3 separate regions of the Homo sapiens genome follow, and regions 1 and 2 are each linked to region 3. A link is a loop called in an ENCODE intact Hi-C map of the cell type or tissue named here. Cell type or tissue: A673. All regions are shown on one strand. Links, peaks and the distances in the headings refer to the core of each region. The heading gives the core; the rest is flanking DNA.

Evidence for each region. A loop is a pair of places that touch in the nucleus more often than their neighbours do. Peaks named below come from ENCODE experiments on the same cell type or tissue, not always from the same donor. Only the 100,000 strongest peaks of a DNase experiment are listed, where the experiment ranks them.
Region 1: a loop joins it to region 3, with 4 times the contacts of the local background. A loop is called at or near these places in 3 of 110 quality-filtered maps.
Region 2: it touches region 3 in a loop (9-fold over the local background); 6 of 110 quality-filtered maps call a loop at or near these places.

What each region holds. Positions count from the first base shown.
Region 1 is chr12:126,877,866-126,886,140 of GRCh38, reverse strand. LOC105370061 (a long non-coding RNA gene) reads right to left here. Exons shown (of 3, transcript XR_945511.3): 2 at 623-727. Among named protein-coding and RNA genes, the nearest start is that of LINC02372, 7.3 kb to the right of the region's middle. In A673, for the core only: no CTCF peak of the experiment used is centred there; no DNase peak of the experiment used is centred there.
Region 2 is chr12:125,528,547-125,536,821 of GRCh38, reverse strand. All of the region lies in intron 4 of TMEM132B (transmembrane protein 132B), which reads right to left. Among named protein-coding and RNA genes, the nearest start is that of TMEM132B, 350 kb to the right of the region's middle. In A673, for the core only: CTCF peaks have their summits at 2,999 and 3,201 (motif pointing left); a DNase peak (open chromatin) is centred at 3,161.
Region 3 is chr12:127,377,659-127,385,933 of GRCh38, reverse strand. No RefSeq gene overlaps it. Among named protein-coding and RNA genes, the nearest start is that of LINC02375, 42 kb to the right of the region's middle. RefSeq lists a silencer at 4,661-4,770. In A673, for the core only: a CTCF peak has its summit at 4,653 (motif pointing right); a DNase peak (open chromatin) is centred at 4,713; H3K4me3 peaks cover 434 bases; H3K27ac peaks cover 328 bases.

The sequences.
Region 1 (8,275 bases), core at 1,064-6,063, 500 kb after region 3:
TTTAGTTTGCTAAGGAGAATGGCCTCCAGCTCCATCTATGTCCCTGTGAAGGACATGTTATCTTTCTTTTTTATGGCTGCATAGTATTCCATGGTGGTGATTCCTCAAAGACCTAAAGACAGAAATACCATTTGACCCAGCAATCCCATTACTGGGTATATACCCAAAGGAATATAAATAATTCAGTTATAAACATACATACGTGCATATGTTCATTGCAGTACTATTCACAATAGCAAAGACATGGAACCAACCTAAATGCCCATCAATGATAGACTGGATGAAAAGGAAAGTTTTATTAGAAAGAAATAATGCTGCAGAGGAGTTCAGTGGGAGCCTCAGCAAGAGAGAACTGAGTCCACCGCAGTGGATGTTCCTTAGGGGTGTGTATGGACCTTAGAGCAGGAGCTTAAGGGTAAGTTGGGACCATATTAACTATGTAGGTCATGATAGATGATTACATTTTTAGGCATTCTGGTGCCTTGATGTCATCAAGGGGTGCAAAATGAGTTTTGATGTATATGCATTCTGGAGCTGTATAGAAATTGTAGTTACTTATAAATTTTGGGGAAAGAAGGCTGGTACCAGATGCCTGCTTTGGATAATAGGGAAGTCTAATTACTTCTGAATTCTTCAGTTAAGGAGCTTTGCCTCTGGAAGTCCGGCTTGATGAGCACCAGGTGATCTTTGCTCTCCTCAGTATCCACTCCTGGTCGAAACTCTCACTCTGAAAGGAACAAGCAAACTAAGTAATGAAAATCCCGAAAGCTGTGCAGCTACAACTTTTCTAAAGTTCACAATTTGTAAAATTATTCAATCAAAATTACAAACCTCACGCATTGCTACAAAAATGTAATGTATATAAATGAATTATTGTGGGGTGAGGTGTATGTGATAACATTATAAACTCTTCCTTCTCAAGCAATATATTTCACTGATTACAGGATGGTGTGGTTTTTTTTTTTTCATGAAAGAATAACCTACTGCTGGAAATATGAAAACTGATTTTAAAGATTCCCACTGTCCTTCATAATTCATCATTGTATATAACTAGGTGAAATTTATGTTACCTAACTGGATTTGGTAGTGCAATTTGGCAGTTAATTATTGTAAAATTGTGTTTGTAACCAATAGTGACTGTAATTGGATGTCAAGTTTAATTGTGGCTTGAAACCTAAATGGCATGTCCTGGGAGACACCACGTCCTAGACAAGGTGCCTCAATGTCAGCCAAATACCTCCTCACATGGGCTGTGTTTTTGTTCACAAGATTGGGAAAACATATGCTATGGTTGATATCATCAATATGTAATGAAAACATATGCTATGGTTGATATCATCAATATGTAATCAACACAAAATAAGGCAGCTCCCAAAAAAAAGACGTGACCAGCCAGACCATAACATTCCAACGTGGAAATGAAAGACATCATTTTTTTGCCTGCCATTAAAAGAAACCAGATCTACAGAAAGAAAGGGAAATGCAGGGGGGCAGAGAAAAATAAATGTCAGAAAAAGCCTCAGAGCTTTTTGGTTCCCTGTTACAGAGACCCCATTCCAGCTTAACTTTTGTATTCAATGTGACATCTTACTTCTCATAATAAATTGTCCTTTTAAGCTCTGCTGACTTGAGAAGGTCTCTTTCACATACAGCTGTAGGATGCTAACTTAAGTAAGTATCTGGTGGACACTAGACTCATAGAATGGCTAAAACCAGATGAACCTGGTCAATTAACAATAAAAGCTCAGAAGTCATAAATGTGTCATACAGTAGTAGAGTTTGTTATCCCTGAAAATTGGAAAGTTTGTACATATTTCTCCCATGGGTTCTTATTTTAACATACTTGTTACTTATAAAATGTTAGACATAGAAGGAGATTTTTTAGATTATCTAGTTCTGTAAATCACACTATCCAGAATAACTCTTGCTTTGGGGGATATGTGACCCATTTTGGAGGGGAAGACAGCCTCCCATCTAATCAGCCTTTCGTTTGCTGGGTGGTCCCCACTCTGTGACTCCTGATAAGGGCTGAGTTTTAGATCCCTTTGATGATGTCAAATGAGACCACAAATCTTCCTGCTTTCTGCCAGCTCAGACACAGGAAGGACAGCTAGACTTGACCCACTGAATTCCTGCCCTGAGATTTGCATCCAGAAGCAGGCACATGAGAACAGAGCCAGCAGGGACACGAGAACAGAGCCAGCTGGCAGCCCCAGCGTCCAGTTCACAACTGCATTGCTCCTTGGCTACGTGGTCTGCCCAGCCCCCAGCAATTCCAGCTGGCTTCCTCTTTGCTGTTAGTGGATTTGGGGAACTACCCATTAATTTTCAATAAATTCATTTTCTGTTTAAGTTACATCAACCCTGTTACCGTTATTTGCAGCCAAGTTCCCTGGCTGATACCATAACAGAGGGTCACTCAGCTCCCCTGTGTCCTGCCTGAGACACAACTCATTTTCCAGGGTAATCCAGTTCACTTTTGCATAGCTGTTGTTATGAAGCCTTTTCCCTAATGCTTTTACCCATTGTTTATAGTTTTGACTTTTGCAAACATAAATCTATGCGTTCATTCTTTGGTTACGAGTAGCATAGGTTTCTTGGAGGTTACATAAATTAGGGTATTTATATGGACGAAAGAGAGAAGAAACAAAAAAAAAAGAGAAAGGGAGAAATGACAAAGGAAATAATAAAGAAAGGTAATCTAAATGGTTCGAACGTACTATCCACAGTATGAGCAAATGCCCCAGAATGAACCCAAAATGCATGCAGTGATCCTGTTGTCCCCTCTGTCTTGGTCCTGTGCTGTCTCTGAGTCTGAGCGTCACAACATCCTGAACATGACCCTCGTGTTTTCATACTACATGGCCCTGAAGTGCCAGGCACCCTCTCCCTTTGGAGATCAGCTGAAGATCAGCCATTCAGCCCCAACACTGGAGGGAAATTGGCTGCACTGGACATGCAGAGAGATTCCCTTGTCCTATACTTTTAAGTATCTTAAGGGATGCCCAAGGGTAATTCTGATTGCTTTTGCCATCAAGACTGAAGCAGTATTTTTCTCTGTATAGCCACGTGACTTACTTACTCCCTATCTCTCTGAAGTCTTTTCTCCAGTGGCAGCTTATCCAAAAAGGGTCTGTGGACCATTACGTTGAAACAGTAAACCCTGTTCCTGACCACTGACTTCAAATGTACATTCCCTGTATACTTTTCTCAATACCATGTTTTTCTGTCTGCCTTGCCATATTCATTTACTTGTGACATATGAAAAAATTTTTTTCCCTATACAAAAATATAAGCTCCTCGGCCAGGCGCGGTGGCTCACGCCTGTAATCCCAGCACTTTGGGAGGCCAAGGTGGGTCGATCGTGAGGTCAGGAGATCGAGAGTATCCTGGCCAATATGGTGAAACCCCATCTCTATTACAAATACAAAAATTACCTGGGCATTGCGGTGCGTGCCTGTAATCCCAGCTGCTCGGGAGGCTGAGGCAGGAAAATCGCTTGAACGTGGGAGGCAGAGGTTGCAGTGAGCCGAGATCGCGCCACTGCACTCCAGCCTGGCAACACAGCAAGACTCCGTCTCAAAAAAAAAAAAAAAAGTATATATATATATATATATATATATATATATATATATATATATATATATATGAAGGACAGAAAACACATCATTCTTTGTATTCTATAACCTCTGCAGGTAGAGTGAGTGATGGCTGTCACAGAGCAAGTGTACAATAAACACTAAATGAGCACGTGCGTAGATACCTATTATATAAACTCAACTCACAGGCAGCCTGGGAGAGCCAGCCTCTCATTCTCTCTCTTGCTTTCAGAAAAGGCTCCAATACAATATTTATTTCTTCCTGTGAATTCTGTTACCTTTCCCACTGGATTAATTGGTGAAAACATTTAACACAGACTGAACAAATTGCGCTTCCATGAGAAGGGAGAGCTGTGTATACGTGGGTGGGGAGGGTGTCAGCTAGAAAGTGGTTGCTGGAAAACCACAAACAATGTTCCATTGAGTTGCAATGATAACAGAGATGTCAGATTGACTTTACAGTTAGAGCTGCATCTTAGAGGACCTAAAAGAAGCTGGGCACGAATGTCTAGGTTGTCTTTGGAGAGTTCTCTTGATGTAAACAGATCCGTCTGCTGAAATCCCAACTCTCTCACGGGCTACGCGATAATGAACAATTTTATCATAGTTCCGTGCCTCTGTTTCTATATCTCTGAAATAGGAATGAGGGAAGTTTCTATAATACCTGAGGGGGCTAATGTGAGAATTACATTCATTCATGTATTCACAGATATCTATTTAGAAACTCCTACGTTGCAAACATTGCTTTACTTATCAGAGATACAGTGGAGAATAAAATAGGAAGAACCTCTAACCTTAAAGTGCATAAATACATAAATAACAAGGGTGTTTCAGGTAGTGAGAGGTGCTGTGTAGAAGACAAATAGGGACCGGTTTAAATCCATGTGCGTTTGTTAACCGTGGCTGTGACGATGCTGCCACCAACCACAGCACCTCAGAGCCCAAGCAGTCATCATTTGCGGCTCATGCGTTTGTGGATTACCTGGGCACTGGCTGATCTGTGCTGGGCCTGGCTGGGGTACCTTGTCTTCAAATAGTTGTGCTCTGTATGGCTGTCACGTTTCTCTTCAAACCAATCAGCCCAGGCATGTTGTGGCACAGGAATGGCAGAGGTTTGTGACAGACCGTGGAAAATTCAAGGCCCTTTAAACATACACTAGCGCAGGCAGTCTACCCCTTGCACCTCGTTCTATTGCAACACAGTTGACATGACGGAACAGAAATTCAAGGGATTAATAAATACATTCTGCTGTTTTGTTGACGGGAATTTGAGGCTCACAATGGAACATGGCACGCGCAAAGGGATGGCTTAAGGAATTAGCACCAATGATGCAACTGATCCCAGGGGCCCTTCTGAATAGTCATGCTCAGCAAAAGCCTGAATCGCTGGAAGAATCTGAGCTAGAAAATATCTGTGTTACAAATGTCCAGGTTGAGAAAAGTCCTCCAGCGGAGGAACTAATTTAGGGAAAAGGTTAGACAGTAAATGGAATACAAAATGGCCGGCGAGTCCCAAGTGTCTTGAGCCAGGGAAAGACCAGGGATTGGTGGCAGCTGGCTGCACCCTGGGCTGGGGGTCCGGGGCCATGCTACTTCTGCATGCTTAGAGGACATGTAAACCACAGACAGGGAACCTGGTCCCGAAAAGTTCATTTTTCCCTGCTTGCTCTACTGAAAATAAAGACAGTGTATAAAATATCATGTGTATATTATATAGAGACCTCTTGAAAAGGTGATAAATTCTTGTGATTTGGGGCACAAAGGTGGGAAGCAAATCTTATTTTATTGCTCAGTAATCCATCCTGCTCAGCCTATCTCCCTTCTTAATTTCTGACAATCCAGGGGATCTTCCCAAGTCTCTGCCTGGGGCTGTGTTTGGAAAAACAAGGTCACATGAACCATTGGGTAAAAGTGAGGCAGGAATTTCTCAGCATCGCTGACTCTGTCCTTAACGGCAGGGAGAGTCTCTTCTGTAGGGGTGTAGGGTCTTGGGTACAAACAGGTTCCTGCTCAGTCACAGGGACGGCATTACTCTCTTTTGTATCGGTACAGATGCCCCTTGTGTGGGGCATTCTTAGGCATTCAAATTCCAACTGACGTGGTAGCTCAATTGTATCTATTAAGAATTTGCTCAAATGTTATTTCATTGCTTGTCTAATGTTATAGCTGCCTCCTTTGCCTACTGTGCTTTGCCAAATGTTGTGTGTCTCGCTCCTGTAAGAGGAACTTGTCACTGAAATTTACCTCACCACTTTCTACCGAGATCTCCGTTTTCAAAGTTATTGTGCTTATGTTGATTAGCCATTTTATTTTCTTATTGTTAACATGAGAGTAACATATGCATGCAGCTTTCATTTTTCTAAGGAAAAGCCAAACTTCATAATTTTTTGAATGGAATTAATAAAAACCAATTAATCATGGCTATGCCTACAGTGCCATGTTCAACAACAGATGCTTCCCATAGTAATTAGGTTGGAATAATAACAGGAGAGGAAATGCCCAGTCATTCGTACTGCTAAGAGTGCTGACAAGACTGTTTCATCAATAAAACCACTGGGAGAGGAGTTCTTAGCATCCAGGGCTGGCAATGATTTACCGTGTGCCTTTAGTGGAGCCATTCCAACTTCCTGCCTCAGTTTCCTCAACAAAACATAAAGAAATAACATAGTTCCTTCTTTTTTTTTTTTTTTTTTTTTTTTTTTTTTGAGATGGAGTTTCGCTCTTTTTGCCCAGGCTGGAGTGGGATGGCACGATCTCGGCTCACCGCAACCTCCGCCTCCCGGGTTCAAGTGATTCTCCTGCCTCAGCCTCCGGAGTAGCTGGGATTATAGGCATGCACCACCACGCCCGGCTAATTTTGTATTTTTAGTAGAGACGGGGTTTCTCCACTTTGGTCAGGCTGCTCTCGGACTCCCTACCTCAGGTGATCCACCTGCCTCAGCCTCCCAAAGTGCTAGGATTACAGGCATGGGCCACCGCACCCGGCCCATAGTGCCATTTTTAATTTGACCACAAAACAACTATTTGGGAAAAATTGGTCTGCAAAAGGGTGGAGACAATGTGACAGTTCCCTTGTAAATGGCCTGCATTTTCCTTATTTAACTGTTATCCTTTGGATCCTAGATATACAAATCCGTCCCCTGAGCAACCTCGGGTTATTTATACACATTTTGGCTGCTGTCTGTAGTTCATTGAGCTCCTTTGTGTTTCCATCTTTTATCACATAGAGACAGTATATCCTGATACAGAGATGATTTCAAATCCTTACTTCCCCACTGTCTCCATAAGAAAGTGTTATGCAGCTTTTTGCATTTAGCCGGCCCATGTAGGGAGAGTTATGTAGCATCACGCTCGTAAAACACTTAGCAGACTATCTGATGCATTGTGCATGGGGGCGCTCACCAAATAAGTTGATGTTACCATCATTATTTTGAGGCTTCCTGGTGTGTGCAGGGGCACATAACACAAGTTGTGGCTGCCTCACCAGATGCAAGAGACAGGCCCCAAATTCTCCTGCTGTTTTCGTTTGTTTGCTTTTATGTCTTTATATATCGTGTCAGAGTGTGTGAGCAGAGTTTAAACTCAAGCCCACAATAACGACAACCAGCATGGGATAGACCTGGATCCATCAGACTGGTGAGAGGGACCCTGTTATGGGCTGGTCAGAGGGGCTGGAGACTGGAGTGGGCTTTACCTTCAGTACTGGGTGGAAGAAATTTCATCTCTTGCCATTCACAAGAAAGCCTTGTGCTTTGGAGGACTTACAAATGCTTCAGTGACCTTCCCATTCTGGCTGGTGGGAATTGGCACCTGTGTGAGCTCTGAGTACTTTTCCCTTACTCCCTTTGAGGTGGTTCTTCCTTGGCTAACCTCACATGCGTGCGTGGATCAGAATCCTGCTGAGGACTTCACCTGGGCTCGCTGTACAGCCCAAGAGTTTCTTCTAGGTGCAACTTTCCTCATCTTTGTTAACTCTGCTTGCAAATATCAGCTGCCATGGCCCCCCCCAGAATCCCTACTCCATGGCACCAGCTCAGGAAGTTCACCAGGCTTCAACTGGGTCCTCGCTCATCCAAAAGCTTCTCTAGACAATGGATGGGGGGATCCACCTTGTAGGATCCACCTTGATCATTTCCCATCTCTTAGGAATCAGTGTCCTACATTGGCTGATGCCTAATGTCTTGAAAACCATTATTTTATATAATTTTGGTTTTTTTCCAGGTGAGATCATGAATCTAGTCTTGATTACTCCACCTTGGTCAGAAGGAGAATTTCGATCTGTGTCGTTTGCTGAGGTGAAAAATCCAGATTTTTGCAGTGGCATTGGGCCAGCACTGTGGCTCATTTGATACAGTTTCCATTCTGCCCAGTTCTCAGGACAGTTTTGAGGCACCACACTGTCACCTCTCTGTACTCTGTTTACCCACCCCCTCACCCGCCTGATTATTCTGCCTGTCCATCATTGCTTCTCCTTTTTTCTAGCAACTTCTTTCCATGTTGTCCTTTGAGGAACTGTCATTTGACCACTCTCCTTTCATGTGGAAATCCTTTGGAATTGGCATGATCATCAGAATGTGTCCTGCCCTTCCTATAAGGATGGCTTCAGAAATGCATATGTGACTGAACACATGTAACTACCAGTCCTCCAAGAGAAGAACGTGGTCCCTAATGGTTCC
Region 2 (8,275 bases), core at 1,064-6,063, 1.8 Mb after region 3:
TGCAAAGCCCTATTTGCCATGTGAGGAAACATATCCACAGGTTCTAGGAATTCACATGTGGGCATCTTTGGAGGGCCACTATTCTCCCTACCACAATGGATATAAGGTTTTGCCCACAGCGTGATTTGGTTATTTTCAAATGATCCATCTGGTAAAGAAGGTGTCTTTAGATAATGATGAATAAACAACATCCACTGAATATCTACCATGTGCCAGGCAATGTTTTAAGCACTTACTTATATTAACTTGTTTAATCCTCACAACCAGTGTGTGAGGTGGGCACCATCATTGACTCCATATTACAGATGAGATGCACCTGAATTGAGTGGATGGTGCAGTGTTGGCGAGTGAGTTCATGGAAGTGCTGGATTTGAGTCCTAGCTATCTGCCAGCAGACTCTGTGGCCCCCCAGGAGGTTTATGGTACAAAAAACCGAATGATCACCCCTGGAGCCAACAGAATCTGCCAGCCAGTGCTGCTTCCTACTGAAGCTTCCTGATGCTTTACATTTGGGAAATTCAGATGGATGGCATCGTCCCTGGGAGATGGCGCCTCTTAAGGACAGCAGCCTCTGTTTAACTCTGACATGCAACCAACTCTGTGCAGCAGTCTGTCACCACCTTGCAAGGAAACTATGTGCGGATTCAGCCACACCTTGCAGAGCAAAGACCTGACACCCTGTCCTTCATTCTTAAAGGTCAGAGGAACAGCAAGGTTGGGGCCAGCTGATACATGGCATGTGGAAAACAGGGGCAGCTCCACCATGCCCAGATGCAACCCACCTCCCTGCAGAAGCAATCCTGGCTTGTTGTGGCTGCTTTTCATGGGGGAATTCTTAACAGCCCACAAGACACAGTCACAGAAGTCTGATGTGGTTGTAAAATCACAGAGTAGAGGCATAGTCCCCCAAGGAAAGTAGACTGTGTTCAGCCGCCTTTGGTTTCTTGCTGCCTGGACAGGTAGAAATTTACTCTATCTGCAAGCTCCCCTCTCCTGCAAAGAGTGTGGGACCTTACAACCATCACCTGTGCAAAGTGGACATTTTCCAGAATCAAAGGTGGTTCTGGAGAAAATGCAAAGGTGGGCAAGTCTGCCCCAACCCCTCTCTTGGTCTTTTCTAAATACTCTCTTGCCTTGTCTGTCTCAGAAAAGAATCCAGCAGCTTCTTCAGCTGAGTCTAATTATAGAAAGACACAATACCTTCATCCCAGGAGTTCAGCTTGGTCTTTAATCGTGGCAGAGAATCTTTCCTCCTTCATTAAAAAAATTTCACAAAAAAGTAGGAGAATTGTGTTCCTGGCAAAAAAGCTTTCCTGAAATCCCCGATGGCAAGAACTGAGCCTCCTTCATCAGGTGCTGGCACACAGGCCCTTGGTCAAGGTATGGGAGGAATGACTGGCAAACAACCCTTTAAATCTCAGCAGCATTTCACAGGTTACCAAGCCCTGTGGGACTCCCAGTTAAACACAGTGGGCTGGAAACTTGATTCATCTTTTCCCCCGCTCAGGATCTCATTAAAGTGAGACTAACAGAATGAAAAAGTCAAAAATTCTCAACACAAAGGGGCCATCAGTGACAAAAGAGATCAGTCTTTTCTGGAACAATGGCGGTAACTGATGAAGTGAGTAGGGATGCCTGTTATAGAATATGAACAACAAATTAATATTAAGTAGAAGCATTGGATTCTACGAGCAAATATAAATGTGATAAAACTTGGTGTAAATACATCTATTAGATATATAGGTTATAAACAATTAATAAATACCTAGGCAGAAGTCTCATGGTGCTGTTTATTCATCTGTCAGGGAAGAGAATTAATCAATAGCAGCGCTGTCCAACAGATCTTTCCTCACTGCTAGAAGATTCTATATCTGTGCTGCCAGATGTGGTAACCACTAGCTCCATGTGGACACTGAGCACTTGAAATGTGGCATGTGCAATTGAGAAACTGAATTTTTAATTTTATTTAATATTAATTTTAATAGCCACATGAAGCTAATGGCTACCATATTGGATAGCTTCAGGTTCTAAACTAAAATTAAATTGTGGCATCTGAAAGAGCGGATGTAACTATAATGGTAGTAGTGATGGTAGTAATAGTAATAATAAAAATAAAGTGGATGTAACTGTAATGGTAGTAGTGATGGTAGTAATAGTAATAATAAAAATAATGACTCTAATCACTGACTTGTTTTTACCATAAACCTTTTCCCTTTAATCATAGTAAGATGATTTTTGTTTACTGTTTTGTTGTTGCTATTGTTGTCTGGGTTTGGTTTGGTTTTGGTTGTGGGGTGGAAAATCTGAGACAGGTTCTTGCTTTGTCACCCAAGCTGGAGTGCAATGGCATGATAATGGCTCACTGCAGCCTCGACCTCCTGGGTGCAAGCAATCCTCCCACCTCAGCCTCTCGAGTAGCTGGGATTACAGGCATGTGTCACCATGTATGGCCAATTTTTAAATGTTTGTAGAGATAGGAGTCTCACTATGTTTCCCAGGCTGGTCTCAAATTCCTGCGCTCAAGCAGTCCTCCTGCCTCAGCCTCCCAAAGTGTTAGGATTACAGGCGTGAGCCACTGTGCCCAGCCAGCAAGGTGATTTTTAAAAAACCAGTATTCCTTGTAGTGATTAATGGTTTTTTGAAGTTCAGAAACTTCATATTAGATTATTTGTCTTCTCTTAAATGTAAGTAAAAGGAAGGACCTAGCCCTTAATAAAGAAAAAACCCAGCACACAGAATATGCTCCCATTTTCGTGAAGTATGAAGTTCGCCGGCCACTTGCGTGTCCAGCCACAGTCATCTCTCTGCCCATACGTGGACTTTGACTCCATACATGGAACAATAATTTTCCAGTATTACTGCTGGCTCTATCGGGGGTGCTGAGATTCTGATTTTTCCATATATTGTTTAAAAATGTTATAATGAGCATGCATCATCTTAAATAAAAATAATAAAGCCTATTAAGATTTTGGCTGAAGCAGGTTGTCAGGTGCCAGGGGTCACGGGCTGCGCTGAGCGCTGGCTCGGGCTGCAGGAAGGAGCCTTTATTTGCTCACACTCAGGGAAATCGGGAATCCCTGGAAATCGCAGGGCCTGAGGACGCAGCCAGTCAGGCCGGGCAGGGGCTCCAGGAGCCTCCGCCGGGGAGGGGAGGGCGCGCGGCCTGTACAAGCCGGTCTGCGGCGCCATCTAGCGGGTGCGCCAGGACCATCGCCCACGAGGTCCTTCCCCGGAGGAGAGGCGGATGCCAATCAAAATGCCATCGCGACCCCTTGTCAAAGTAAAGCCATTTAGAGAAAGACTTGCTGGGCTCTGCAATCAGCTATGCAAAGGGAAAACAAGCGTTTAGGAACATTCCCTCGCTGTTTGTCTCAGGCGGGGCTGATGTGCAGCTGGAGGGCCCTGGGAAGGGGAGAGGCTGTAATAATTATTTACAAGGTGCATCTATTCCGATTGGCCAGTGGCCACACCACCCTGCTATTAAATATGTTGAATTTCATCACTATCTTAAGTATTTCACCTTCAAACAAAAATAAGAAACAAACTCTTAACATTTATCATACATGTATTATGTGACAAGCAGTGTGCAAATACTGCTTCACTTCATCCTCATGATAACAAGGTTATTCTGGCTTCTGGTAGGAATTATATTACACTTTTTACAGGATAGGTAAGGGGGACTGTGTTGAAGGTCACACAGCTTTAAGCCAGGCTGGAATTGAACGACAGCAGCTTGATTTTCTTAAGCACATGCATCTCACATCTCCCCAGCTGTGGAGAAGGGGCCCTTTCCTGATCAGTACAGAGGCTGGCAAAGTGACTCGCTAGCAAGAACTCTGGTTTACCAAACATAAATATCAGGCTTGCAGCGGGCAACCCAACATCAAAGTGCTCAGAGACAGCCTGCATATTCACAACCCCCAAACTGTGATACATAATCTAGTTCGCTGTCAACAGTGACTTGTTTTTTTAAAAGAAAATTATTGTCTCAGAACACAGGTTCCTAAGGCCGGGTGTGGTGGTTCACGCCTGTAATCCCAGCACTTTGGGAGGCCGAGGGGGGCAGATCACCTGAGGTCAGGAGTTCAAGACCAGCCTGGCCAACATGGTGAAACCCCGTCTCTACTAAAAATACAAAAATTAGCTGGGCATGGTGGCGCACACCTATAATCCCAGCTACTCAAGAGGCTGGGGCAGAAGAATTGCTTGAATTCAGGAGGCGGAGGTTGTGGTGAGCCAAGATCGCACCACTGCACTCCAGCCTGGGCAACAGAGTGAGACTCTGTCTCGAAAAAAAAAAAAATACAGCTTCCTGATTATTTTACTACCTTTAAGGGGTTGTAAAATAGGACCATAAAATCCCTTGCATAATCACTCTCAATTTGGGGATTTGGGGCTCACCCAACAAGCAGGACAATTCCAGGGCAGTATTTTCTGACGGATGTGCTGCATGACAGCCATCCTTGTGAGACAGGTCATAGATATTAATGATATTGACAGAGTCTTTAAAAATTTGTCATGTCTCATCCCTGCCGCTGAAGCCCCTGGAATTCCACTACTTTGTTGCTCTGACTGACAACCACCCATTTCTTTCCCGAACTTGCTTAGCTGGGTCTATTTTTCCCTTTCGCCTTCAGAAATTATACATCAGCAAAGGTTTTCCCAAATAGAGGCAGGTCAACTGAACCAAACATCTTAATGGGCTTTTCCCTTCCTTTCCACTGAGCTGACTCCAGTTCACTCTCCAAGAGCAGTCCCTGTAATATTGTTATGTTTTTAATGTAAGTTAGGAAACGGCATAACAGCTAAATCCAGTTATGGGGCCACTGTGGCAAGGGGTTTACTAAATGGCCTCCCTGGCACTATGTGCTGGAATAACAGTGTGGGTAGTTGGCTTGCAGCGCCAGGAGAGCCACAAGTAGGGTGCCCACTCTGCACCAAGTGCTACGGCGGCATTTACAAAGCACATGGCTTTCAGCTCAGCCGACAAAGACGGTTACTTGTGGCCATTTGTAAAGTGCACCCAGTGGACAGGCATTCTCCTTGACAATTTAAAATTAGTCCTTTCAGCTGTGAGAGGGTAGGATCAATCAGGTGAAATGGTGCGTATATAACTGAGGTTATGGCTGTTTGCAGAACACCTTGCTCATTCTGTTATATTAGAGAACCTAAGAGACAGAAACCTTCAGTCTATTCTAGATACCAACTGCCAAATGTTTTGTGTCTTCCTCAACGGTAATTATACTGACAAACTTGTAGTTTTGTGGGAAGGGGGAGAAACACAGACCTTCCAGGTAGGCTATGACATCAGGGTGACACAAAAATAATTCTCAGGCCAGGCACAGTGGCTCGCTCCTGTAATCCCAGCACTTTGGAAGGCCAAAGTGTGAGAATCACTCGAGCCCAGGAGTTAGAGAACAGCCTGGGCAACATAGTGAGACTTTGTCTCTACAAAAAAATAAATAAAAATCAGCCGGGTGTTGTGGCATATGCCAGTAGCCCCAGCTCCTCAGGAACCTGAAGTGGGAAGATCACTTGAGCCTTGGAGGTTAAGGCTGCAGTGAGCTATGAACATACTGCTGCACTCCAGCCTGAGTGGCAGAGCAAGACTCTGTCTCAAAAACAAAAACAAAAACAAAACAAAAAGAAAAGAAAAAGAAAAAATAAAATAACATTCAAAGACAGTAAAAGTTCTGTCCTGTCCTGATTAGCAGAGTCCAGTCAACACGACTGAGTGTGAGTATTGTGTAGCTGAGTGAATGGCTGGAGATTTAGCAGCCTGGCAGAGTCATCATCTGGAACTCCAGTTCTCACTGCACACGCGAAGGTGCAGTGACTGGGCTGCCCCGGATCTAAGTGGTTAATGGCACTCATGTAGCCCCCCGCCTGCCTCTTATACCTATAGTGAGCTAGTGTCCCCCTAAAATTCATGTTCACTGACAACCTCAGGATGTGACCTCATTTGGAAATAGAATTTTTGCACATCATTAGTTTAAATGAGGTCATACTGGATTAGGGTGAGCCCTCAATGCAAGGACTGGTGTCCTTATAAGGGGAGGACACAGAGACACAGACACACACACACAGCTTATGTGATGACAAAGGGAGAGATGAGGGCAAGGTGGCCACAGGCTAAGGAACGCCTGGAGCCAGCGGAAGCTGGAAGAGGCAGGGAAGACTCCTTCCCTGGAGGCGTCAGAGGGAGCACCTCCCTGCTAACACCTTGATTTCAGACTTCTGGCCTCCAGAGCTGTGAGAAAATAAATTCCTATTGTTTTAAGCCACCTAGTTTGGGGTAATTTGTTACTGCAGCCCTAGAAAACTAATATAGCACCCAAAACAGACATTGTTTACTGATTGGCATCATTTTTCCTGCCTAACATAGCGCTGCAGCAGACGACCATTTGGCACATGATGTAAAACCCACTTCCCACCCCCAAACCAGATGGAGCTTTACAGGATGCATCCTAGTTGGGGGTCGGGGAGTGGAGGAGAGACAGAGAGAAAGAGAGAGAGAGAGGAGAAAAGAAAAGAAATGGAAGCAACCTAAATATTCGTCAATAGGGAAATGGTTTAAAAAAAAAAAAACTATGGAATAACCTACTGCAGAATATAACAGTTTTTAGATAATAATTAAGCTCTATTCATATTAGCACAAAAGGGCTCCAAAGCATGTTGTTGACTGTAAAGAATATTACACTCAACATAATGCCATTTGTTTTAAAATGCAACCACACATAAAGCCGTACCAAGGATTTTCTGCAGCCCCACATACATTTGTTTGGTTTTGTTACAGACAGGGTCTCGCTCTGCGGCCCAGGCTGGAGTGTGGTGGCACAATCACAGCTCACTGCAGCCTTGAACTCCTGCGGCCCCATATATATATGAGAATGTAGATACATAGAAAGATAACGTTCTGGCTAAAAGAAATAAAATGATACACAATCATTCATTTGGGTGAGGCAGCAGGAATTAGTGAGCAGCCAACGGGCACTTATCTGTGATGTTTTAGGAAGATGTATTCAAGCACTGTTTAGATTTTAAAGTTTTACACAAAACAAAAGACGAAAGACAAGACATAGACTGCTCCAGAAGCCTTCAAACCTTTCTAAAATGCCCTCCTACTTATGGCTTCCCAAAGCTGGGACAGACCCCAAGGGCCCATGTGGCACCTGCTGGCCCTTCCTTGGGGTAAAGCACCCCTACTCAGCACTGGAGACTCCACAGACAGAGGCTACCCCCGTCTGAATCCCAGCGACCAGCAAAGTGAGTGAGCACAGGACACACAGAGGTGGGAAGGCAGAGAAAGGCTCTCTTGACAGGAAGGAGAGCTTTGCAAGAGTCAAGTCCCTGTTGGCCTTTGGGGCCACCAGGCAGAATCATTCAAAGAAAATAAAAGGCCTCCTGGGTACTTAATAAGTTTCAGGCCGGGCACAGTGGCTCATGCCTGCAATCCTAACAATTTTGGAGGCTAAAGTGGAAGGATTGCTTGAGCCCAGGAGTTTGAGACCAGCCTGAGCAACATGGTGAGACCTCATCTCTACAAAAAATTAAAAAGTAAAAAGTAAAAACTTAACCAGGCATGGTGGCATGCCTGTGGTCCCAGCTACTTGGGAGGCTAAGGCAGGAGGATCACTTGAGCCTGGGAGACTGAGGCTGCAGTGAGCTGTGATTGTGCCACTGCACTCCAAAATGGGCAACAGAGTGAGGCTTTATCTCAAAAGAAGAAGGAAGAGGAAGGAGGAGAAGGAAGAAGAAACAAGGAGGAAAAAGGAAGAAGGAGGAGGGAGGAAGAAGGAGGGGGAAGAAAGGAGAAGAAGGAAGGAGAAAGGAGGAGGGGGAGGAAGAAAGAAAGAGGGGGGAAGAAAGGAGCAATAATAACAGAAATAAAGTACACAATTAATGTAACACACCTGAATCATCCTGAAACCATCCCCTCATCCTGGTCCATGGAAAAATTGTTTTCCATGAAACCAATCCCTGGTGCCAAAAATGGTTGGAGACTGCTGATATATAGCACATATAACATGCAAAACATGTGTTGATTAACTATGTTGTCAGTAAGGCTTCTAGTCAACAGTAGTCTATTAGTAGTTAAGTTTTCAGTCAGTCAAAAGTTATACTGAGATTTTTGACTGTAGAGGGGTCAGTGCCCCTAATGCCTGCATTGTTCAAAGGTCAACTGTTTATGTTTCTTGCATTCATCAGTCCCCTCCCCTAGCATGACAGCATGAGAGTTGAGGCCTTGTCTGCCTAATTCATCGCCATTCACCAG
Region 3 (8,275 bases), core at 1,746-6,745:
AATACTTTACAAAAATAGTAAATTGTACTTCATCAAAATTTATAACTTTTCCTTGAAGATCACCTTGCTTACAGAATAAGAAAAATAATCAACGAGCACAGAGAAAATATTTGTAAACCACATATATGACTAACGTTTTACTCCTAGAATATACAAAGAACTAGAAAAAAGTCAACAGTAAAAACAACAATGATAAAAACAATACAACTGGGGGAGGTGTGATGGCTCATGTCTGAAATCCCAGCACTTTGGAAGGCAGAGGCAGGTGAATAGCTTGGGTCCAGGCATTTGAGACCAGCTTGGACAACATGGTGAAAACCTGTCTCTATAAAAAAAAATACAAATAAAAAAATTAGCTGAGTGTGGTGGCTCTCTCCTGTAGCCCCAGCTACTTGAGAGGCTGAGGTTGGAGGATTGCTTGAGCCTAGGAGATGGAGGTTGTAGTGAGCAGAGGTTACACCACTGCACTCCAGCCTGGGTGACAGAGTGAGACCCTGTCTCACAAAAAAATACAATTAAAAAGTGGGAGGGAGGCATAAATAGACATTTAACCAAGGAAGAAATATGAATAATAAACACATGAAAAAATGTTCAGCATCATTAGCCATTAGGGAAATGCAAATTAAAACCACCATGAAGTGCCAGGAGTCAGAAGGGCTCTAATAAAAAGACAGTGACAACCCCAAGTGCTAGTGAGGATGCTTTCGTATTGCTGGAGTGAAGGTAATACCATAGCTGCTCTGGAAAACAGTTTGAAAGTTTCTTATAAAATAAAACATTTACTTACCAAACAGACCAGTAATCCTCACATTATTTGGCATTTATCCCAGAGAAATGAAAACTTATGTTCACACAAAACCCTGAACACACATTTTATAATTCCTTCACTTAAATTGTCAAAATACTGTAACAACCCAAATACCCTTCAGTGGGCTAATGGTTGGACGCACACTTGTGCATCTATAAAAAGGAATATTATTTAGTGAGGAAAAATAATGACGAGATACAGAGAACTACCTAGATGGACGAGGAAGATATTACACTTAGTGAAAAATACCAATCCAAGCAGATTATATACTGTGAAATTCCAAGTATAGAACATTCTCGAAATGACAAAACAACAGAGGTGGAGAACAGAGCAGTGGCTGCCAAGACAAATGGGCAGAAGTTTGGTAGGTGTGAATACAAAGACAGAACACAAAATAGATCTCTTGCAATGATGGAAGAGTCCTGTATCTAATTTTGCTTTTTGCTACACAAATCTATGGATGGGATTAAATTGTAGATAGAATCACACACATGCAAATGAATGCAGGTTGAAAATTTTTGAAAATATATCAATGTCAGTAGTCTGGTTTTGATAATGTACAATAACTCTGTAAGATATCACCACTGGCAGAATACTACACAAGGTTCTTTTTACTACTTTTGCAACTTCCTGTGAGTCTATAATTATTGAAAAATAAAATGTTTACAAGTAAAAAATAAAATAAGTGTAAGGTAGCTACGTGACTCTAAGATCAGTAGTCAGGATTCTCCCAGGAAGGCTATCTTTCGGCAGTTTATGAGATCTGGAGACAGTCAAAAGTTCTAATTAAAAATTAAACAAATTCAACTTTTCCAGATTCAATGTGTAAGCGATATAATGTGGTCTTTGTGTCTGGCTTATTTTACTTAGCATAATATCCTCCAGGTTCGTCCACGTAGTCACAATCACAGGACTTAAAAATTGCTAAAAGAATGATTTTAAATGTTCTCACTACAAAAATAATAAGTATTAGAGGTGATGGTTATGTTAATTAGCTTGATATAATCATCAAGCAGGTATGCATATATCAAAACATCACATTTCACTCCATAAATATATACAATTATTATCAATTAAAAATTTAAAAAGGCAGGGCACAGTGGCTCACGCCTGTAATCCCAGCACTTTGGGAGGCCGAGGTGGGTGGATCACCAGGTCAGGAGTTCAAGACCAGCCCGCCCAAGATGGTGAAACCCTGTCTCTACTAAAAATACAAAAATTAGCCAAGTGTGGTGGTGGGCACCCGTAATCCCAGCTACTTGGGAGGCTGAGGCAGAGAATGGCTTGAACCCGGGAGGCGGAGGTTGCACTGAGCCAAGATTGCACCACTGAACTCCAGCCTGAGGGACAGAGGAAGACTCGGTCTCAAAAAATAAATAAATAAAAATAAAAATTAACAAAAAAATGAGTTAAAAAAAAAAGGACTACCAACACCGGTCTTACTCTTTTCAGTAGCTTTAATAACTTGCTGTCATTCCAGAGCCAATTTCACAGTAAATCAAGAGAGTCATCATGACACACACACCACCACCACACCCTCAAACTTGCCAGGTTCCAGCAATGGGTATTTAAAGCCATATACACTTCCGTGCTTTGGCAGAAAAATTCTCCGAGTAAATATCAGCTCCTGTCAGAGAAACGCAGCCTGTGTAACACGAACAAAGCTGACCTCCCCAGAGAAGAAAGAAAACCCAGAAAGCATCAGAGGAGAAGAAACCACAAATGGATGTGGTTCATGAGCAGAGGGCAGCCCGTGGGTGTGTTGGGGGGCGGAGGGGGGGAGTGCGGCTTTCTGTGATTTGTTGTCATGTCGTTTTTAATCAACAAACTGCTGTTAGGCTTACAGGCTGCTGGGTCCTTGACTGGATTCCCTCCATTCGTCATACGGAAACCCCTCTTGTCTCAGCGACTTTCTTTTCCTGCCTGCCCCAAACCAGCCAGTGAATACGCTGTTCAAATGACCAGCAATAACTGTCTTTGTTGGGTGATATTTAAGGGCATGCACTTTGTAAATGTCGCTGTATGCAGTTACCGCTCAGTGGACCGCAGCTTTTCTATGGGATCCAATACAATTCAACTACTCACAGGTAACACACACGAGCACCAGTGAGCCCTTCCAGGGAACCGATTACCAAACTGTTCCCACAACAGGGATCAGATGTTACACCATTTCCTAACGCACATTCAAAAATATAGAGGCAGCCCGGTGCAGTGGCACATGCCTGTAATCTCGGCACTTTGGGAGGCGGAGGCGGGCGGATCACGTGAGGTCAGGAGTTCGAGACCAGCCTGGCCAACATAGTGAAACCCCGTCTCTATAAAAAAATACAAAAATTAGTCGGGTGTGGTGATGCAACGGTAATCCCAGCTACTCGGGAGGCTGAGGCGGGAGGATCACTTGAACCCGGGAGGCAGAGGTTGCAGTGAGTTGAGATCACGCCATTGCACTCCAGCCTGGGTTGACAGAGCCCAACTCCCTCTCTCAAAAAAAAAAAAGTTATATATATATATATATATATATATGCCCAAAAGAATTGATCCCAGAATGCAGGTTGACATCAGCTAAGTAGAAAAGAAAAAGGGAAAAAACCTTAAGATGTTTGGTTCAGTTGACCTGCAACTATTTGGGAAAACCTTTGCTGATGTATAATTTCTGAAGGTGAAAGGGAAAAATAGACCCAACTAAGAGAATTCAGGAAAGAAACAGGGGTGGTTGTCAGTCAGAGCAACAAAGTTGTGGAATTCCGGGTGCTTCAATGGCAGGGATGTGAAATGACAAATTTTTTAGACTCTGTCAATACCATTAATATTTATGACCCATCTCACACACACACACAAAAACCAGCTGTCGTGTGGCACATCCATCAGAGACTTCTGCCCTGGAATTGTTCTGCTTCGTTGGGTGATAAGCCCTGAATCACAAAATTGAGGACAATGATGTGAAGGATTTTATGCTGCTGTTTTACACCTCCTTAAAGGTGGTAAAATAATCAGAATTCTGTATTCTGAAGCAGTAACTTTCTTTAAAAAGTCACCTTTACTGTTGACAGGTGAACTAGATTACTGAATCACAGTGCCGAGTCATAAATAAGCACGTGTTTATGAGCAGTGAAAGAGCTCAACTTGCTCCCGAATTGCACCGCAGTCTCCTTTAATTCTGAGATTCTGCTAAGAAATGCCAAGCCTGAACCCTTGCCCCCAACGTATTTCTCTCCTTCTGTATCGTTCAATAAGGAACAATCTCTTCTCCACAGCAGGAGAAATGTGGAAATGCTTGTGGTTAAGTGAGGTCAAGATCTCTTGGTTTAAATCTTGCCTCACCTGTTACTTAAGCCTTATGATCTCAGACCTGATCCTCAGCTTTCTGGAGTCTTGGCCTTTTTTTTTTTTTCCTGCAAAATGGGTAATAGAATTCCCAGAACAATTATTTTGAGGGTTAAGTGAGGAAATTATGTATGTACAGTATGATACAAGTATATTATAAATGACAGCAACTTTTGTAAAATTAGGATTTCAGTGTGCTTAAAAAGGAGGAGCTCAAGAGTAGTGGTGAAATTGAAATGATTTAATGAGAAGGGTGGCTTGGTCCCTGACCATTAGGAGAGACGTGTCTATTACAGCCTCTCTGCCCTGCCTCCCACCCCTTATCCCAGGGCACTCCAGATGCACATCATCCCCGCCTGAGAGAAACAGCTAGGGAATGTTCCTAAACACTCCTTTTTCTTGCGTAGCTGATTGCAGAGCTCATTAGGCCTTTCGCTAAATGACTTGACTTTGACAAGGAGTAGAGATGGCGTTTTGATTGGCATCAGCTTCTCCTCCGGAAAAGGGCCTAGTGGGCGACGGTCCCGGCGCGCCCGCTAGATGGCGCCGCAGACCGGGTTGTGGCCGCGCCGGCCGCGCGCCCTCCCCTCCCCGCGGAGGCTCCCAGAGCCCCTGCCCGGCAGGTCCTCTCCGTGAACTCGCCGCGTCCTCAGGACCTGCGATTTCCAGGCCTTCCCGGTTTCCACCTGAGTGTGAGCAAATGAAGCCTCCCTCCTGCAGCCCGAGCCAGCGCTCAGCGCAGCCCCTGACCCCTGGCTCCTGGCAACCTGCTTCAGCCAAAATCTTAAGAGGCTTTATTACTTTTATTTAAAATGATGCATGCTCGTTATAACATTATTAAACTTAGGAAGAAAAAAATTCTAAGCGCAGCGCCCTCCAATACGACCATTAGACGCATGGATAAGTAACTGACACGTGGACATTATAACAATGAAATCCTACTCTATAAGTTGTATTCTATTTGTGAAAGTGTTCGTTTTTATTTATGATTATAAGAAGACAAAAAATCCAAAGTAGAGTTGATGTGTTTCATTAAAAATAGAGTATTCCATTGTATATGGTGTGTGTGTGTGTGTGCGTGTCTGTGTGTGTGATCACATTTTCTTTACCACTAATCCGTCCACGGGCACATCGGTCATTTCTATTTCTTGTGAATAATTCTGCAAGGAACATGTGAGTACTGAGATCGCTTTGAGATGGTGATTTTCTTTCCTTTGGATATATAACTAGAAGTGGGAATGGGAAATCATATGGTAGTGCTATTTCTAATTTCTAGAGGAACATTCATCCTGCTTCCCATAATGGCTGTATCAATTTACATTATTCAGCCTTTAAAAAAAAGAAAGAAATCTGCTATTTGAGACAACATGGATGAACCCGGAGGACATTATATTAAGTGAAATAAGCCAAAGAAAGAAAGACGAATACTGCATAATCTCACCTCTATGTGAAATCTAAAAAGTCAAACTCATGGAAACGGTGGAGGAGTGGTTACCAGAGGTCGTGGGATGGGGAAAAAAGGGGAGTTAGTGGCCAAACGGTGCAGACTTGCAGTTACAAAATGAGTAAGTTCTGAAGACCTAATGAACAACATGGTGCCTGTAGTTAATAACATGTTGTTTATTTGAAATTTACTAAGAGAGTAGAGCTTAAGTATTCCCACCACACAAAAAACAAAAAAATTAACTATTAATATATGAGTTGATGGACATGTCAGCTTAATTGTCTTAATCATTTCACAGTGTAAATGTTTATCAAAACATCACATTGTACATTTTAAATATGTACAACTTTTTTTTTTTTTCTTGAGATGGAGTTTCACTCTTGTTGCCCAGGCTGGAGTGCAATGGCATGACTCGGCTCACCGCGACCTCCGCCTCCTGGATTCAAGTGATTCTCCTGCCTCAGCCTCTAGAGTAGCTGGGATTACAGGCATGCGCCACCACGCCTGGCTAATTTTGTATTTTTTTAGTAGGCATGGGGTTTCTCCACGTTAGTCAGGCTGGTCTCGAACTCCGGACCTCAGGTGATCCACTTGCCTCCGTCTCCCAAAGTGCTGCGATTATAGGCGTGAGCCACCGCACCTTGTGAATTATACCTCAATAATGTTGAAAAAATACCAAAAATCCCCCAGAAAACATATTAACTGACAATGATATATTTTTAATTTTTAAAATACCCTGGTAATACTGAGGGGAAAAAAAGCTTGAATAAAAAGTAGATCAAGGTGTGGCACAATTAAGTCATTATTATGACCACAGTGGCTGCTCTCACTGCTGTGGCTACTAGCACCTCCACCGCCGTAACCTCTCCTTTCTGTTCCTTTCATGACACAATTTTAGCCCGTAGGATTGACTTCCTGTTTTGCAAGTGCAAGAAATGGCACTCTGAGACTTCACCCACTTCTCCTGTTAGATATTCGTTAGTTTTGTCATTTTTTTCGTGGCCGAGTTTGTGACATGGGTAACCTCTTATAGATCCTAATTCCCCCCTTCTGCTATCGTTGTTTCTCTGCTGGGGAACTATGCTAGGCTTCTCTTTCTCGTTCCGTTGGTCACTAACAGGCCATCTGATTCTTTCCATCCTCAGAGATGATTGGCATCTTTTATCTGCTGATAGCCCTATGTTGTTGCGAGATCACAACTTTCTGTTCATTTATTCTCATTTCAATGTGATCTAGAGGACAGATGAGATGCAGTGATTAGTCCGTAGTGTTCCTCACGTTCTTTCAAACTGTGAAATGCTGCTGAGAGTTAAGGTATTGATGGCAGTCATTCTTTACACACACCTTCACCGAGGGCCTGTGTGCTGACACTGGGCTGAAAGCTGGCATTGGATGAGGGAGGCCCAGTTCTTGCCATCAGGGATGTCAGCAAGGTTTTCTGCCAAGGAACAGAGTTCTCCTATTTTTTTTTTTTTTTTTTTTGTAAAATTCCTTTCACGAAGGAGGAAGAATTCTATTCCATGATTAAATACCAAGCTTAAACACCGTGAGTAAATACCAAGTATAAACTCTGAGCTCCTGGGGTGGAGTAATCATGCCTTTATGCATTTAGACTCAGTTGGAAAAGCTGCTGGGCTCTTTCCTGAGACAGATAAGAAGCAAGAGCATTTAGAAAAGACCGAGAGAGGGGTCACTGTGGACCTTGGGGGAGACATTTCTCACTTTCCCCAGAACCACCTTGGACTCTGGAAAATGTCCTCTTTGGCCAGTGATGGCTATAAGGTCCCACCCTCTCAGCAGAGGAGAGGAGCTTCAGTTGTGTCCAGTACTTTATGGAGAAGAGTCCAGTCTTCTTTTATACCAATTTTTTAATACTAAATGTGGCTTTGAAGCCACGTAAAACAGGTGCCGCTTGGTGAACACCTCCTGGGCACCAGGCAGGAGTTAGGCTCTGCAGTGCATGTCCACTAATCTCACATGCATTTGCTTTTCTATTAATATTTTTTAAAGCACCTTATTGTCGTAATCCATACACCATAAAATTCACCTCTTTACATGTACGATTAAATGATTTTTACTAAGGGTACAGGGCTGTGCAACCGTCACCACCATCCAGTTCCAGGAAATCTCCATCATCCCCAGAAAATCTTGTATGCCTGTTTGTCTTCCTTGCTCATTTTGCCCCATGAATCTCATTTCTGTCTCTACAGACTTGTCTTCTCTGGGTCTTTTATATAAATGGAATCTTGCAATATGTGGTATTTTGTATCTAGTTTCTTTCACCTAATGTAATATTTTTGAGGTTCACCCATGTTGTAGCATGCATAAGAACTCAATGCTGTTTCTTGCTGTCTATGCTAATGTGTGTAAATATCATATATGCTTATCAGTTCATCAGTTGATGGGCATTATTTTCCTATTTTTTGCCTCTTCTAATTAATACTTCTATAAATATTAGTGTACAAGAAGTTGTGCTGATGTTTTTTATTTTCTCTTGGATAGACAATTAAGAAAAATTTCTTCGTGAGACTAAATTGTGTCTAAATTTGTATCTATTCATTTATTTTTAACTTTTTATTTTGAAATAACTTAGACTGTATTTAGTTACACGAACAGGATAGAGGGGTCCCCTGTACCCTTTAACTGGCTTATCCCAATGATAAGATTTTGTATAACCACAGCACAATTTTCAAGATCAG